Linked DNA regions of Homo sapiens: region 2 is linked to region 1. The links are chromatin loops, found by intact Hi-C in ENCODE. Cell type or tissue: PC-9. All regions are shown on one strand. Links, peaks and the distances in the headings refer to the core of each region. The heading gives the core; the rest is flanking DNA.

Region 1 (8,337 bases), core at 2,400-6,399:
AATAGAAATAAAGAATTGGGGGTAGGGATATGGCTCCCAGCCTGTCTCTGGTTACAGCCCATGTCAGCTGGCCACCAAGCCCCCAGCTCCAGTTTCCCCACTGCACAATCAGGCTTCTCCATTATTCATCTCTTGGAAATCCAGCCCAGCACTGCCCTCCTCTCCAGAGGCCTCATGTGGCTAAAGGGCTGTAAGGGTGGCAGCTGGTACAGGAGCCAGGAGCTGGGGAAGGGCTCCTTAGCAAGAAGAGCAGGGCCCTCAGAGCCATTCGCCTCCTGATTCTACGCTCTCTTGAAGCCCATGGAACAATAAAATCCCATTTTCCAGAAAAAATATCCACAACATCAACACTCCTCCCAGAGTCCCTAAAACAACCCATCCCAACCTTTATTTCTACCTAATCCAAGGGAAAGTCCAACTGTACCAACAGTCTAGCCTGGAGCTAAGAGGGACAGAGTTGAGGCAGGGCAGTATCTCAGGTAGCAGATACTCACTTCATCCTTTCTGCATCAGTCAGGGGTTCCTAGGCAAAAAAGAGAGGCTTGAGGCTCAGCTCTGGACCACTGGACCCCCGGCTGGCTCACCCTCCAAATAGCCACAAGAAGGCTCAGGTGTGAAGCCCAAAGACTCTTATAGCAGAAGAGGGCTGCAGGGCTCTCTACGGATGGAAGCAATTCAGTAATGCTGGGACAAGCCTCGACTACCCTCTCCCATGCCAACCAGAAGATTCAAGAACCTCTTCCAACCTTCACCCTTAATCCAATCCTAAAGCCATTTTCAAATAAGTCCTGGCACCCAAGCTACCTCTCCCCAGGGGCAGACAGCCTCTCAGCTGTTCACTCGGCTCCTGGTGGGTCCTGTATCCACAGAGGTATGGCAGAGACCTTCCAGAAAAGTCAGGCTGAACTATACACACGAGTTCTGAGCTCTGACAAAGCCCTCAGCCTTGAGATGAAGACAAAGGCAGAATCAGGCTCTTGCAGAGGCTCAGGAAGAACAAGTGCATGGGAGAAGAGGACTAATCCTGACTAAGGGGAGGAAGTGCCTTGTCTGTCTTTTAACCTCCTGCCCCATCTTCCCCAAACCCCTATGGCAGTCATGGCTCAAGAGTCAAGTTCAGCCAACCACAAAGCAGAGTAGGCCCCTGCTATCGCGAGAGGGAAACATCAAGGGGCCTATTCTATGTGGAACTGACTGCTTCAGAAGAGCAGCCTCTGGCAGAAAATGGAGGTAGGTGGCTTCCTTTGTCCATTGACTCTGACAACTGGATTTCACCCTATTCTACTGCATACTGATTATACAGCCTTCACCTCACCGAGCCTTAGTTCCCTCATTTATAAAACTGAGGTAATGCTCGCTGGGTAGCACCTAGCATAATAGCTGGCATCTTAATTTAATGTTCCCTGAACTGAAATGAGCAAGTCATGGCTTTTCTACCTTGAATCTGACCAAAGCAGGCTACAGTATGCCTGATGCTCAGCACATGCTGCGTCTCAGGTTCTTTAAATGTGCTCCACGCACTGTGACCAGATGGAGATATGGCTGCAAGGGCAGTAAACCACTGTGGCCCTCGTTTCTGCCTGTGAGTGAAGTTAATGGGGCAGGAGAGCCAATGTTTTGCAGCTGACTATAGGCCCCGAAGAGCAGAGTCCGGACCTAACAGTTCCTGGCAGGGAGTACATATTCAACAAATGTTAGCCAAACAAAGCAAAGCTGGAGGAAGGGCTGGACTTCCTGGGGACAATGAAGAGCAGCTGTGCTGGTGGGAAGTGGCTGTAGCACTGCCTCCTGATATGCCCCAAAGGGGCCACAGGTTGAATGGCTCTACTCCACTACGGAGGACCAGAGTCCCAACCACTAGCAGATTAGGACCCCTCAGTCTACTGGGCTGCCTCTTGCAGGGAGAATATCATATGGGATCATTTCTGCTAAGCTACAAAGACTCAGGGGTTCCCTGACATGTGGACATATACTCACAGACAGTCCCCCTTGAGCCTACATTACCCCCACCTGCACTACTGCGGCTAGGAGACCTCAGGCCTGCAACAGCAAGGCCCACTCTCACCCCAACTCAGGACCAGAAGCTCAGGCAGGAGAAGTCAGCCAGACACCCAGCCTCAGGGGCCTTGCCTCTGCCGGTCAGGCTGTGATACCAGTCTTGCTGACCTCCTGCTCAAGCCGGGATCCAGGAATTTCCAAACGCAGCTCCCGATGCTCTGGTGGTGCCTTACGGTAGGGTTTCTTAGCAGGGGCGGCACTAGTCATTCTGGGAGGTGACGGCTCCTCCGCCTGCTGAGAAGCAAGAAGGAGGCAGGCTCAGAGATGTGGCCAGAAGGACTCTGGACTGAGAAAAAACAAAGATGGTGAAAGGGGACATATGTTGAGGCCACCACATAGGCTGACAGGCCTGGGCCATTACTGGAGTCACTAGAGGGGCAGGACTTAGGTGTGTCAGTCCCCATAGGTCAAAGGAGTGCTGGAGGGTGGGGCATGGGTCCAACGGGGAACAGATGGGTGGGAAAGGCAGGGCCTAGGGCCTGAACACCTAGGTTCTAAGAGTGGGACAGGGAGCTTCAAAGCAGCCCACCACCCTCCTTACCACTCTCCTTTGTGGGCTCTGAAGGCCTCAGAAGGTAAAACTGCTCTCTATGCATTAGTTTTCTCAACTCTAAATTAGCGATAAAACAGCATCAATTTCTTTTTTTCTTTTCTTTTTTGAGACAGGGTCTTGCTCTGTTGCCCAGGCTGGAGTGTAGTGGCGCAATCTTGGCTCACTGCAGCCTCGACCTCCTGGGCTCAAGTAATCCTCCTGCCTCAGCCTTCTGTGTAGCTCGGACCACAAGCATGTGCCACTGCACCTGGCTATTTTTTGTACACAGCGTCTCACTTTGTTGCCCAGGCTCAAACTCTCAAGCTCAAGCAATCCCTCTGTCTTGGCCTTCCAAAGTGCTGGGATTATAGGTGTGAGCTACTGATTCCAGTTAAGAATAGCACCAATTCATAGGGTTGTTGGGAAGATGATGTAAAACACTTAGGAAATGTTGAATAAATGTTAGTTTAAAAAAAATCATAACCAAAAATGTGAGTTTGGGGATACAATCCAGGATCCCCAGTGGGAGTCTCAAGGCCCAAGAGAGCTCTCTGGCCTCAGCCACTGATGACCAAACCCCTGTGGCCTCCACCACTCTTTTCACCAGCCCCCGCCGAGAGAGAACACTTGGCTGCCCCCTCACCTGCCCCTCCCCAGAAGAGAGCCAGGCTGAGGGCACAGGCCTCATCAGGGACATACCGTCTGTTTGTCGGCAGCTCTCTCTGTTCCGCTGTCCGGGAGTTAGCCCTCGGCTCTCCGCATCCCACGGCCCCTCCACTTCCTTTAGCCACAGCTCCTGAAACCAGAGAAGGGAAGAAAGTGGAAACCAGGTGTCAGCCGCCTGTCTGTCAGTGCTACAGGCCTGCTGCCCAGTCTGGGACCTGGAAGGCCCCCCAGGGAGAACCACGGCAGGAAGGCCATGAAACAGAGGGCCTGAGGGGAAAGCGGCTGGAGGCAGATGACTGGAAGCACTGGGTTCCTGCCTTTCTCCATGACAGTACTGTCACAGGCCCAGATGAGATACATGTGTCTGTGTGTTCATGGTCTCAGCACATTGCCCAATTCTGGAATAGGTCCGGTTCCGTCCTGTCCCTACTCCACATCGGTCCTCATCTCCCAAGCCTCTCAGAGTTTGGAAACAACTAAGAGATTTGGGGAACATGGGTTACAAATGAGAACACCAGGAAAAAGCCTCACAGAGATCCAAGAAGATAGAGAAAATGATGGAAAGAGAGCACCTAGCATTTCCAGAAGGAGGCCCAAGGCTATTTGGTGTATAATGATGGTCACCGGCCTTTGCAATGAGGAGGCATAGGGCTAGGAGAAGAAATCTGAAAAGGGAGCAACACAGAGCAGTAGCTCTCAACCAGGCAACTCTGTCCACCCTCCTTCCCCAGGGACGTCTGGCGCCCACTCTCCTTCCCCAGGGACGTCTGGCAAGTGTCTGGAGACATTTTTGGTTGTCGAAACCTGGAGGGAAGGAGTGCCACTGGCACCTAGTGGGTAGAAGCCGGGGATGCTTTGGTCATCCCACAACCATAGGGCAACTCCCACCACAAATGATTCCCAATAGAAAATATCCAGAGTGCCAAGGCTGAGGAACACTCGTGAAGAAAACCCCAGTCGGGGGAGTTGGAGACACCTGGGCTCCAGGCTCAGCACTGACACTGTGGGGCCCTGTGTAATGCCCTTCCTCACTGGATAGCTCAGTTCCTTATCTACACAGAGGTGGCTGGACTGAGTGACCTGTGAGAGCCCCTCCGGCCTCCTGAGGTTCAGAGATGGGTGCACACCCCTCCCTGGCCCCCACCTGTAATTAGCTGGGTTGCAGCACGGGGGCAGCAGCCACCAGTGATCAGGCAGTAACCTCAGGTGGCCTTCTGGGCAGAAAAAACAATCTCTTCCCGCCCCCATCAACCTAAACAGAGCTGGAGGTTGAGGGAAGCCTTGCGGGCTAAAGCATGTGTTCCCACTGTCGGGACATGCCCTGGCCATGACTCCTGTCACATTCCAACAGGGCCCGGGGCAGGGAGAATGGTGAGAGGGTAGGGAGGGTGGGGAAGCAGGAGTGGTCTCCCTCCTCTGTCTGGACAGCCTGGGCCCTGGTTTGGGGTTCGGTGGGGAGCTGAGGTGCGGCAGCACAGGCACGGCCGCCAGCCTCCTCCCCCTGACAGGAGGCAGAACGTGTCCCCACAGGGCACATGCAACATGCTGTGTCGGCTGACTCCCTGCACAGGAATCCGGGTGGGCGGGCCTGAAAGGACGGCACATTCCCGGGGTGTGGGGAGCAAACAAGTTACCCCAACAGGTTCCTTGGGGCTGCCCCTCCAGAGGAGCCCGGGGTGGGTGCTCCTATGGCCTGAGGGAGAGGCCTAGAAAGTCCTAAACCCACCTGGGTATGTGGATTCTGATACTCAGAGGGTAAATGTGTGGGGTGCGTGAGTTGGAAAACAGGGTATGGCCAGAGATGGAAGAGTGAGAGATGCGAGCAGTCAAGAGCTTCTACAAAGTAAAGGGGCAGCTCAGAGAGTTGGTCTCTGCCTTTCCCCTTCTCTACAGAGGGTCCAGGTCCCAGCTCCCTTCCCCCATGTGCTCCCCAGTCATCTCAGGAAGCCCTTTCTCTCTGCAGGCCCCTTTGTGTGCCCCTCCTCTATTCCTCTGTACTCCCTTGTCCCTATTCCTGGCAAGGCCTGTGCTGTCCTCTTGGTACCGAAACACCTGCATGAACGGCAGGCAGGCAGGGAGGACACAAACGCACTTGGGTGTCCAGCAATCCTGTAGGGAAGGCTGCTTCACTCCACACCCTGCAGCCCTGGCTCTAGTTGCCACACATCCTCTAGCTCCTCCTGCCTCACCCTGACCTCAAGCCCCACTCCCTGGCCCTACAGCATGTATTTATCCCCAGGGCTTCCATGGCCAGAGGCGATCTGGCTTGCTAGGCAAGGAGTATCCTGAGAAGGTAGCTGGCAGTGGGACAGGCAGTAAATGCAGACAGACTCTCTGGGGATGGGGGTGGTTGTGATGGGAGGTTATTCTCTCTGCCAGAGCCTATTCTTTCCACGCATGTCAGAGTTACAGGTATGGGAAACCACTCCCAACTAAGGAAGCAGAAGGCAATGCCCACTGGGAAGACAATCCACCAGGGGGCCCATGGTGTTCCTCAACACCAGGCTGCGAGGGAGATGTGTACCAACCACTTCCTGCCCTGTGTCCATAAACACAGGGTGTGCCCAACACCCAGGCCCTAGCTCCAACTTCTGAAATCTGCTGAGTGCCCCAGATCCAGCCCATTAGGGGCCCACAGTTCCAGCAATGAACAGGAATACAACGGGCCTGGCAGCCCACAGTCCTTGACTGGAGGCAAGGAAGGTGTGCAGGGAAAGTCCGGACAGACCCAAGGAGGACAGTGATGCATGGTGCAGTGGATAACAAAGAGAGAAGCATCGGGACACTTGGCCTGCAAGCTGGGAGAAGGTAAAGGGGTGAGGCAGATGGCATCAGAGTGGTCCCTCCAGGAAGACCCAGCTACCAGGTGCAGCCTCCCCTGGCCACATCTCCTTCACCCAAAGGTTTCCCAAGTTGCCTTGGAGTGTTTCAGCCCAAGGAGGACTCCCAATCCCATGTGGGGAAGAAAAGGTCCCTAAGGAGAGCAGCTGGACAGCTCAGAATGGGCCATGGCCCATGATGAGCAAGCGGCAGCCAAGGACAGCCTCTGGGGCCTCCTGGCCTCTGGATGCTGAGCTGGCTCCAGGGCACCTCCCAGAAAATGGTCTTCTGGAGGAAGATCAGGAAATCAACAGAGCTGGCCCAACATGGTGGCTCACGCCTGTAATCCCAGCACTGTGGGAGGCCAAGGCAGGCGGATCACTTGAGGTCAGGAGTTCGAGAGCTGCCTGGCCAACATGGTGAAACCCTGTCTCTACAAAAATTGAACCCAGGAGGTGGAGATTGCAGTGAGTCCAGATCGCGCCACTACACTCCAGCCTGGGAGACAGAGACTCCGTCTCAAAAAAAAAAAAAAAAAAAAAGGAAATCAACAAGGAAGAATCCCACTCCCACCCCCACCCCAAACTAAACCTAAGCCTTGAGGAACTGAGGGCAGATGACTCAGGATGTTGGACTACCAGATAACGTGCTGGGTCTGTTCTGTAAGAACAGCTATGCCCTGGGAGAAAGGTTGAGGCCTAGGTTAAAACCTCTCGCTGACCTAGCGTGGCCTGGGGCTTCTTGGGCTGGACCTGCAGGCAGTGTTGAGGGAGACACCCAGAGTAGCAGCAACCCTTCCCCATCCCATGAAGGTGAAGTGAGAAGGAAAAGGGACTCTCCTCAACCCTCCCTGCCCCTGCTGCATCCTACCCCATCCAACCCCAGCTTCTGCCATGCTCTGCATAGCATTCATTCTTTGCTTACTCAAAAATCAGTTCAAAGGAAAGACTCTACTTCATATCTGCTGGGGTGGAGAGAGGGGTGATAGCTTCCTAATTGCCATGTTGCAATTTGCCAGTCGGTGCAGGCCGCCTGTTGCCGCCTGCCCTGTATTAAATACCTTCTCCCTGATTACAGCCCATGGGGCATGATTAGCTGCCTTCAGAGAACAAAGTCTACTTTCATTAGAAATGGGACTCGGCACGCACAGCAGAGCTGCACTGTGAACCCTCTGAACAGCTGAGCAGAGTGTAGACAGAATAGGTGTAAGGCATGATCTGTACCAGAAGCTGGCTGAGCAGTGTCCTTTAATAAAAGGAAAAAAATTTGCCAAGCATCACTCTTTAACCAGGAGGTGGGACTTATACCTGCTCCCTTTTGTGGGTACGCATATTTGATCAGGGGCTTCCACCGTGGTGGAAGATTGCTGTTGCTAGAGACAGAGTGGTATGAGAGAGAAATCTCTTCAGAATCCTGCTGCTCCCCAATATACTATCTTACCGTTCCCAGCAAGCACCCATAGGAGCAACAGCAAAAAGTTTCCAGCCCAAGAGCCAAAGATGCCGTCCCACTTCCCTTCTGCCATCCTTTCCGGGGTTCTGCCTAAAGCTCAGGCAAAGTCAGAGATGCAGAAGAGGAAAGGAGGTTCAAGCATCCATCCTTCTCCCAGCTGAGGCTGAGGCCATCCCTTCAACACCAGCCCAGGAGAGGGAGACAGGAATCCAGACTGGATATGGTTCTTTGGCTTTTCCAACTTCAGCCTTCCCCACCAAACATCTCCAGCTCCCCACGTTCTGCACTACTACCTCACTCCACAACTCTCCTGATCCTGGAGCAGCTAGCTTGCCCTAGAGAGCAACTACCTCCCTACTCTCCACATCACCAATACCTACTTCAGGTAATTGTGGCCCCATCAGTTTATCTGGGTTCAGATAATTTCTGAACCTACTACGAAGCCTTTCTGCTCTCAGCTGTCAATGAATCAAGCAAGTGAGAGACCTTAAGGAGTCAATGAACACAACCTTCTGAATCAGGAAGGGCCCACACATTACCATGAAAATCATCCAAGCTCTTCTTCATAATTCAACCAAGCAAAGTCAAACGGAAGTTAGTAATCGCTACTGCTTTTAAAATGAAAGGAACACCCAGCCGTTTCAGAATACACCAGCTGTGTTGTATGCCACCTTAATTCCCTTGGAACCCAGCAGGGTATAAATAAATAATAATAAATACAAGCCCTTCCTAAAGCCCCTCATCAACCACTAAAACACAAATGTCTGATCACACAGGGACTGGGGCCTCCCCCTCAGGAACTGTCCTGA
Region 2 (8,337 bases), core at 1,394-5,393, 190 kb after region 1:
TGCTGGGACCAGGCGTAAGCCACCACTTCTGGCCGCCTTTTTTCTTTAGTTTTCTTCAGGTTCTATTGTTGTTGTTGTTGTTGTTGTTAAGACATTACGCATATACCATAAAATTCGCCTTTTTAAAGTCTACAGTTCATGCTTTTTAGTATATTTCCAAGGTTGTACAAACATTACTGCTATCTAATTCCAGAACATTTTTATCTTCCCATAGAGAAGCTTCGAACCCATTAGTGGACATTTCCAATTCCATCTCCTTGACTGGCCAACCACTAATCTACTGTCTGTCTCTGTGGATTTACCTATTCTAAATATTTCATATGAATTGATTCATATGATATGTGGCCTCTTGTGTCTTGCTTTTCTTACTTAATGTTTTTATGGTTTACCTGTGTTGTAACATGCATCAGTATTACATTCTTTTTTACAGTTGAGCAATATTCTATCATACAGATATACTACATATTGTTTATCCATTATCAGTTAATGAACTTTTGGGCTGTTTCTACCTTTTGACTATTGTAAATAGTCCTGCTATGAACATTCATGTACAAGTTTTTGTATAGACATATGTTTTCATTTCTCTTATATACCTGGGTATAAACCTGGAAGTGGAATTGCTGAGTCATATGGTAACTCTATGTTTAACTTTTTGAGGAACTGCCAGACTGTTGTCCAATGTGGCCACACCATTTTATGTTGCCACCAACAATGTATGAGGGATCCAATTTTGCCACATTCTTGCCAATATTTGTCTCTTTAATTATAACCATCCTAGTCAGTATAAAATGGTATCTCATTGTGGTCCTAATTTGCATTTCCCTAATGACTATTGATATTCAGCATCTCTTCATGTGCTTATTGGCCATTTGTGTATCTCTAGAAAAACATCTATTCAAATACTTTGCTCACTTTTAATTGGGTTGTCTTTTTGTTATTGCATTATAAGTTATTTATATAATCTGGTTACTAGATCCTTATCAGATTTGCAAATATTTCTTCCATTCTCTGGATTTAAATTTCTTGAAATATCCTTTGAAGCACTATTGAACTACTTTTTTTTTTTTCCACCAGTTGTCAAATGATCCTTTATTGAAATATTTTCCTTTGTGCTTAACTGGCTGGGCATTCCACAGAACCACTGTTGATATCATCTATGATGTCATGAGGGTGGCGGCCATCAACATTACAGCCCACAGACTGGGCAGTCCCCAGGATCTCTTTAATGGTGCCAGAGAGTCTATTGAACTACTTTTAACAAATATTTATCTGGGCATGGGGGCATATACCTGTAATCCCAGCACTTAGGGAGGCCCAGGCAGGTGGATCGCTTGAGCCCAGAAATTCGAGACCAGCCTGGGCAACATGGCAAAACCCCATCTCTACAAAAAATACAAAAATTAGCCAGGTGTGGTGGCATGTGTCTGTAGTCCCAGCTACTCCAGAGGCTAAAGTGAGAGGATCGCTTGAGCCGGGCAGGTGGAGACTGCAGTGAGCTACGATGCACCACTACATTCCAGCCTGGGCAACAGAGACCCTGCCTCAAATAAATACATTCATTAAAAACACAAATATTTAAAAATTTTAAAGCAAACCAGATTAGAAATGTGTAGTTGGTTTTCATTTTTATTTATTTATTTATTTTGAGATGGAGTCTCGCTCTTGTCCCCCAGGCTGGAGTACAGTGGTGCGATCTCGGCTCACTGCAACCTCCACACCTCCCGGTTCATGCGATTCTCCTGCCTCAGCCTCCCGAGTAGCTGAGATTACAGGCATGCGCCACCACGCCCAGCTAATTTTTGTATTTTTAGTAGAGACGCAGTTTCGCCTCGATGGCCAGGCTGGTCTTGGACTCCTGACCTCAGGCGATCCGCCCACCTTGGCCTCCCAAAGTGCTGGGATTACAGGTGTCAGCCACTGTGTCCAGCCACCCTACAGCTTTAGGAGTAAACGATTGTATACAGACCATGTTCTGAGGCTTCCAAACCGAGTCTTGAGTTCATTAAGGGATCCATCATAGTGATAGCTATAGCTGTTACAGCGTTTACATGCCAGGCGCTGTTTGGGCACTCTACATGTATTAACCTATTTAACTCTCATAACAATCCTATGAGGCAGAGACTGTTATCATACTCATTGCACAGATGAGAAAATGGAGGCAGAGAGGGAGGTTCAGTAATTTGCCTGAAGTCAAAGAGTAGGGTACCAGAGACGGGCTCCAGATTTTGTTGCTTTCAACCACTTGCTATACTGCCAAGGTGGAATTTTGCATTTCAAAGAATGCCTACTCCCTCGCTTTGGAGAGAGTAGTGTTTTAATGATGTCTGCACTGTGGACATTTTTCCTGTCCTTACCGCTCCAGAAACTAGTAGAGCTCCCTGTCCAGGTGTCTTCGTTACACATGTGCCTTCCTAGTCTGGAGTCCACGGCTTCAAGATCCTCTCTCCTCCCCGTGGGTCTGACCGAGGCTTTAATGCTCTTTGAAGTAACAGCGAAATAGCCCTTTGTCTCCCAAGTGGAGTGGTTCTAAATTTCTGATAACCAATGAGCGCCGAGGAACCGCGGATTCCGCCCAGGGAGGCTCAAAGCTGAGCCGTGGGTGGAGCCTGCGGAGGGGGCGGAACTGAGCCGCAGCGGCGTACCTACTGTGTGCCGCGTGCGCTGCCTGGAGCGGAGCTATGAGCTGGACCTGTCCGCGTTGCCAGCAACCTGTTTTCTTCGGTGAGGCCCGGGCTGCGGAGGGGGAGAAGATGGGGCGAATGGGAGCCGCTGGATTCCCTGAGGACGCGGAGGGCTAGCCACAGTGTAGTCCCAGACACCCTTTTCACCTGCAGCGGCTGGTAGTCTCCGCACCACCCGCTCCCACTCGGGTCTTCTCCCTTCCTCTGAGAGCTCTGTGGGGAGTGTGAAACCGGAGCGGGATGGAGCTGGCCTCCTGGAGACACTCATCTCCAGGAAGCAGGGCAGGCCAACCTAATTCCCTAGAGGGCCGAAGAGGGAAAGGAGGGGCCCTATGCTTGGACAGGCTCCTCGCAGCTCGGTTCCACTTTGTCCTCCACAGCTGAGAAGGTGAGCTCCCTGGGCAAGAACTGGCACCGCTTCTGCCTGAAATGTGAGCGCTGCCACAGCATCCTGTCCCCTGGCGGGCATGCAGAGGTAAGACCTGGCCAGGGAGCACTGCCCTGTTTACATCACTGCCTCCCACCCCCCAGGCACCAGCCCCCAACTTCAGCACTGGAGGCCTGCCAAAGGGAACCTCAGTAGCCAACCCCAAGGCCGCCCACCTGGTGGACCCCACACCAGCCAGGAATTTGGGAACCTGGGTCGTGACTGTGGATCCCATGGTTTTGGGGATCAGGGTGAGTGGGAAGCAGCGTCACCTTCTGAGCTGCTCTTGCTCTTCCTCCCTTGACCACAGTGGAAATGCTGGCATGCCAGCCCATCCCCCACCCCTCCCAGGCCCACCAGACTCAGCCAGTGGACAGACACACCTGGCAGCCTGTCTGGGGTGAAGGCCTGTGGGGCATGGCTCCCGCTGGCCTTGAGTAACCCACTTCCCTCTGCTTGTGCCCAGCACAATGGGAGGCCATACTGCCACAAGCCATGCTATGGGGCTCTCTTTGGACCCAGGGGTAAGTACCAGCCTTAAGGGGCCATGGGTCAGCAGAACCCTCCTTGTGGCTGGGAGCTGGGGGCTCAAGCCTGACCTCCCCTATTCTCTCTTCAGGGGTGAACATTGGTGGTGTAGGCTCCTACTTGTACAATCCCCCCACTCCCAGCCCTGGCTGCACCACTCCTCTCAGCCCCAGCAGCTTCAGCCCTCCCAGGCCAAGGACTGGCCTCCCCCAAGGCAAGAAAAGTAAGGCTGGGCTCAGCTCCTCCCAGTCCTCCTCCCGACCCTTCCCCAAGCTGGAGCGGAGGTTGGGCCAGGTGGCAGTCTCCTATCCAGCCCTCTGCTTCACATTCTCACAACTTCATTCTTGGCAAAGTCTTCTCTATCTACTCCCCGCTTTTTTTTTCTTTCTTTCTTTCTATTCCCTCATGTGAGCTGCTGAGTTAAGAGGTAAATTGTTGGGAGGCCGAGGCAGGTGGATCATGAGGTCAGGAGTTCGAGACCAGCCTGGCCAGCATGGTGAAATCCCATCTCTACTAAAAATACAAAAATTAGCCAGGTGTGGTGGCTCATGCCTGTAATCCCAGCTACTTGGGAGGCTGAGGCAGGAGAATCATTTGAACCCAGGAGGCGGAGGTTGCAGTGAGTCAAGGTCATGCCATTGCACTCCAGCCTGGGCAACAGAGCGAGACTCCATCTCAAAAAAAAAAAAAAAAAAAAAAAAAGAGGTTAATTGGGCAGATGGCATTATCCCCTCTCCTCGTGTGTTACAGGTGAGGAAAGTGAGATCCAGACAGGGCAAATGACTGTCCATCCACAAAGCTAGTCAGAGGCAAAGCTGGCCAGGAACTTAGGTCTGTCCCAGGCCAGGGCCATGGAAGGAATGATCTAAAGGAGAGGAGTCATTGGGATAAGGCCAGCCTCTCATATTCTTCAACTTTTCTCCTCTGGTCCCTGTTCTTTCCCTCCATTCCCTGAAGTAGGCAATGACACTGTGCTCCCCAACACCTGACACCCGTGCTGTGGCCAGCTCCTATATCAGCTCAAGTTTCCTGAGGATTGAGTTGCTAACAGGGTTGGGATGGTGGGTACGTGAGCCCCTGGGAGGATGAAAAGGAAGCAGGAGAAGGAAGCAGATAGTCCCTAATACACATAGGGATGGGGCAGGAGGTGGAGTCAGAGGGGGCTCAGCTCTGGGCCTGTAGAAGGCAGACTCTTGGGCGCCTGGGTGGGGCACTCTGGAATGAGCATGGCTTTTGAAAGAGGACAGCACCATATGCAGGCAGGTGCTGGTGGGCATCTCCACCTCAGACATAGCCAGGGCCTCTTCCCCTTTAAAGGCCCTCCCCATATGAAGACATTCACTGGGGAGACCTCGCTGTGCCCTGGCTGTGGGGAGCCCGTCTATTTTGGTAAGTAACAGTGGAAAACTTGGGGAGGGGGATACAGGGTGGGCAGCAAGGGGGAGGGAGGTGATCCAAGGCAGGTAGGTCTCCCTACTCTACCCCTAGAATGGAAGCATTACCACTTCTTTCCACCACCAGCTGAGAAGGTGATGTCATTAGGCAGAAATTGGCACCGACCGTGTCTGAGGTGCCAGCGTTGCCACAAGACCCTGACTGCTGGGAGTCATGCTGAGGTGAGCAGGGCAGGAATGAGTGGTTATGTTGGGAGGAGGCTGGAGATGGGAAGAGAACCAGGCTGAGACAGCTCTCTTTCTCTCTGTGTCTCAGCATGATGGAGTCCCCTACTGCCACGTCCCCTGCTACGGCTACCTGTTTGGCCCCAAAGGTGGGCAGCCCCATCCCAGACACTGGGATGGCATGTACATGCCTGAAGTATGGCATGTACATGGTCTGTGGGTATGTGTGGACAACTTCCCCTGTGGTTAAGCATACCCTGGCCCCCCCACCAAGTTCCCTCTAGGCCTGAACCCTGCACCACAGACCCAGGGCCTTTGGTGATAGGGCTCTCTCTCTCAGGTGTGAACATTGGCGATGTGGGCTGCTACATCTATGACCCAGTGAAGATAAAATTCAAATGAGACGCTCACAAAAAAGGTCACCCTAACTCAGGCCTCCCATCATGCCCCTCATGGTCCAATGGAAGCTACAAAAATCTCCAGTCCCATGGGGGTTGGGGAAGGTGGGATCTTGGGGGCCTGGGCCTAGGCTCCATGGTAGGCCAGAGAGTCTAGACTTTCTCTGCCAATTTTTTCCCTTTCCCATTTCTATCTGGTTAGGGAACAGCCCGTTTTGAAGGGTATCCTCCTCCTGGCCATCACAACCCCTTTCCCCAGCACATTCTGGAGCTTCAAGGTACTCATAAAACTTGTGTTTATTGAATTTCAGCCTCTGTGGCTTCTTCAATAAAATGTTGGCTCCCATGCCTTCAACTCTTCTTTGGGCATGAGACCAGTGGGTTGGAGGATGGGGAGTGTGGGGGTTGGGATGACATGCATTGCCCTGCAGGGTGCCTCGGAGGTAGCAGGGCCAGCCATGAGAACAAAAAGCTCTGTTCTTTTTGTCCCTTGGGCCTGGCATTGGCAGTCCTAGCACCACACAGTGGACAGCATGCCCACCAGCCCCATTGGTACCAGAAGTCTCATATGCTAGTCCTTTCTTTAGCACCATCTCTAGAAGAAGCAGAAGCACCTTATTCAGTAACTCATTTGAGCATGGCAACAGATCCTATGGTAGGGCCTCCCAAGAGGCTTCATTATCCATTTGGGAGATGAACAGACTGAGGCCCAGAGAGGGAAAGCCACATGCCCAAGGTCACACAGCAAGTTAATGGTGAAGGTTTTATCAGAGCCCAGGGCAGACTCAGTGGCTTCCTATCCAGGGCTCTTCCCACAGCTCGTCACCACTGCCCCAACCCAAGGGGCACCTTTATTTACAGAATCCTCCCCAACCGTGAGAGGGGTGCCCAGCAGCCCACTGCATTCTGGGAAGTCAACTGTTCCTAGAAGCCAAATAATCAAGGATGGATGAGCAGAGGGAGCGGGTACTGGCAGCAACTCCGGCCCTAGGCAGAGGGTTCGATACTCCCAGCCTGAGTTGCAGGGCCTGCCCTTCTGCTCTCCCAGCCCCTGCTGCAGAGCTTCTGTGGAGGGCCTGCCTCCACTCCCACTTAGTTCTGGACCTGCTTCATGGGCATCTCTTCCTCCTGAAGACTGGTTGGGGCACTAGGGAGGAAGGAGTTGTGAGCAATGGTGGGGTTTAATCCCCGAGCCTACCACCCCAGCCTGCCCCATCAGGGCTGTCCCAGGGCTCACCCCAGTTCCTGGTATACAAACGCCTGTACAAGTGACTCACACACATGCTTGTACACACCCCTGATGTGTAGGCATACTTGAGTGTGCACACATACACATCTTCCTGAACAACCTTATGTATTTGTGTTCATACACTCATGTACACATTTATGCTTGCAGTTTACATGCCCCCAATCATGCACCCTGAAACACTCACCTGTGCACGCACACATACATGCACCAAGTACACATGTGCAGATATAGTTTCCTGTCTGAATCCTAAGGTGTCAGGTATCTGAGCACCTGCATCCATATGCATGTTATCACACGTACACAGACACAGTCCTGTGCACACACCTCTTTCTCTCCACGTCCTGGATGGTCTCTGGCAGCTGTGCCTGCCTCGTCTCTGGCAGCAGGAGGGCGGTGCCGGCAGCCAGCAGGGCGATCCCCCCATAAGTAAGCTTGGGCAGTGACAGCCACACTCCATCCAGCAAGGCCGCCAGTGGGGCCAAAGAGCCCCCCAGCCGGCCCACCAGTGCAGTCAGCCCCATCCCTGTCTGTCTGTTCAGAGAAAGAGGATGAGGGAGGCAGATGGTGTTCACACCTACCTGGAGTCATGCCCCACAGGGCTTCCCTCCAGGGCTGGCAGGCCCTGATACTCCCTTCTCCCCATATAGCTAAGAAAACTAGGACTTCTTTCAGTTGGTCTTCCCACCCACCTTCAGGCCAGGAGACCTCAAGCCAGCACCCACCAGAGGACAGGGCCCCCATTCTGACAGAGTACCAATTAGGTATCACTAAAGGAGAAGACAAGTCACCAGACTGGGAGATAAGGAAAGGGTGATGTGGAAGGAAGAAGGTCAGTAGTTTGTACAGGCCCTGCCATGTTGTTCGAGGAGGCAAACCTCTTTCTAAACATGACCAGATGCCTAGAATTTTCCTCTTCCCACCTCTCAGTAGCTAGCTGAAAGACCCCCCCAACCCCGGGCCTTTCAAGGGGTTGCTCTTGGGACAGTCCTCAAGGGCATCTCTGCCTTCCAGGGGTGAATGGGATGGGGGTGGGCAGGATGGGGCTTCTTGGGGCTGTTTTCTTCTTCTTATTATTATTATTATTTAATTTTTTTCTTTTATTTATGTATTTATTTGAGACAGAGTTTCTCGCCCAGGCTGGAGTGCAATGGCATGATCTCAGCTCACTGCAACCTCCATCTCCCAGGTTCGAGCGATTCTCCTGCCTCAGCCTCCCAAATAGCTAGGATTACAGGCATTCGCCACCACACCCAGCTAATTTTGTATGTTTAGCAGAGACAGGGTTTCACCATGTTGGTCAGGCTGGTCTCGAATTCCTGACCTTCAGTGATCCGCCCGCCTTGGCCTTCCAAAATGCTGGGATTACAGGCGTGAGCCACAGTGCCCGGCCTTGGGGTTGTTTTCTTAAGGAGGCCCAGAGAGGATGTCTGACGTG

What was found. Peaks named below come from ENCODE experiments on the same cell type or tissue, not always from the same donor. Only the 100,000 strongest peaks of a DNase experiment are listed, where the experiment ranks them.
Region 2: it touches region 1 in a loop (4-fold over the local background); 4 of 110 quality-filtered maps call a loop at or near these places.

What each region holds. Positions count from the first base shown.
Region 1 is chr6:43,492,930-43,501,266 of GRCh38, reverse strand. TJAP1 (tight junction associated protein 1) reads right to left here. Exons shown (of 11, transcript NM_001350562.2): 3 at 3,290-3,386; 4 at 2,167-2,289; 5 at 495-523. The coding sequence starts at 2,265. Among named protein-coding and RNA genes, the nearest start is that of LRRC73, 13 kb to the left of the region's middle. RefSeq lists a silencer at 4,389-4,438. In PC-9, for the core only: CTCF peaks have their summits at 4,226, 4,427 and 5,719 (motif pointing right); DNase peaks (open chromatin) are centred at 4,486, 4,836 and 5,566; H3K27ac peaks cover 854 bases.
Region 2 is chr6:43,303,134-43,311,470 of GRCh38, reverse strand. It overlaps CRIP3 (cysteine rich protein 3), which reads left to right and starts at 2,645. Exons shown (of 8, transcript NM_206922.3): 1 at 2,645-2,721; 2 at 3,062-3,156; 3 at 3,575-3,632; 4 at 3,728-3,859; 5 at 4,954-5,025; 6 at 5,158-5,252; 7 at 5,347-5,404; 8 at 5,596-5,999. The coding sequence starts at 2,679. The coding sequence ends at 5,657. It overlaps SLC22A7 (solute carrier family 22 member 7), which reads right to left. Exons shown (of 11, transcript NM_153320.2): 10 at 7,227-7,433; 11 at 5,933-6,800. The coding sequence ends at 6,746. It also overlaps the pseudogene RPL12P47. RefSeq lists an enhancer at 3,128-3,985. In PC-9, for the core only: a CTCF peak has its summit at 3,159 (motif pointing left); a DNase peak (open chromatin) is centred at 3,060; H3K4me3 peaks cover 1,186 bases.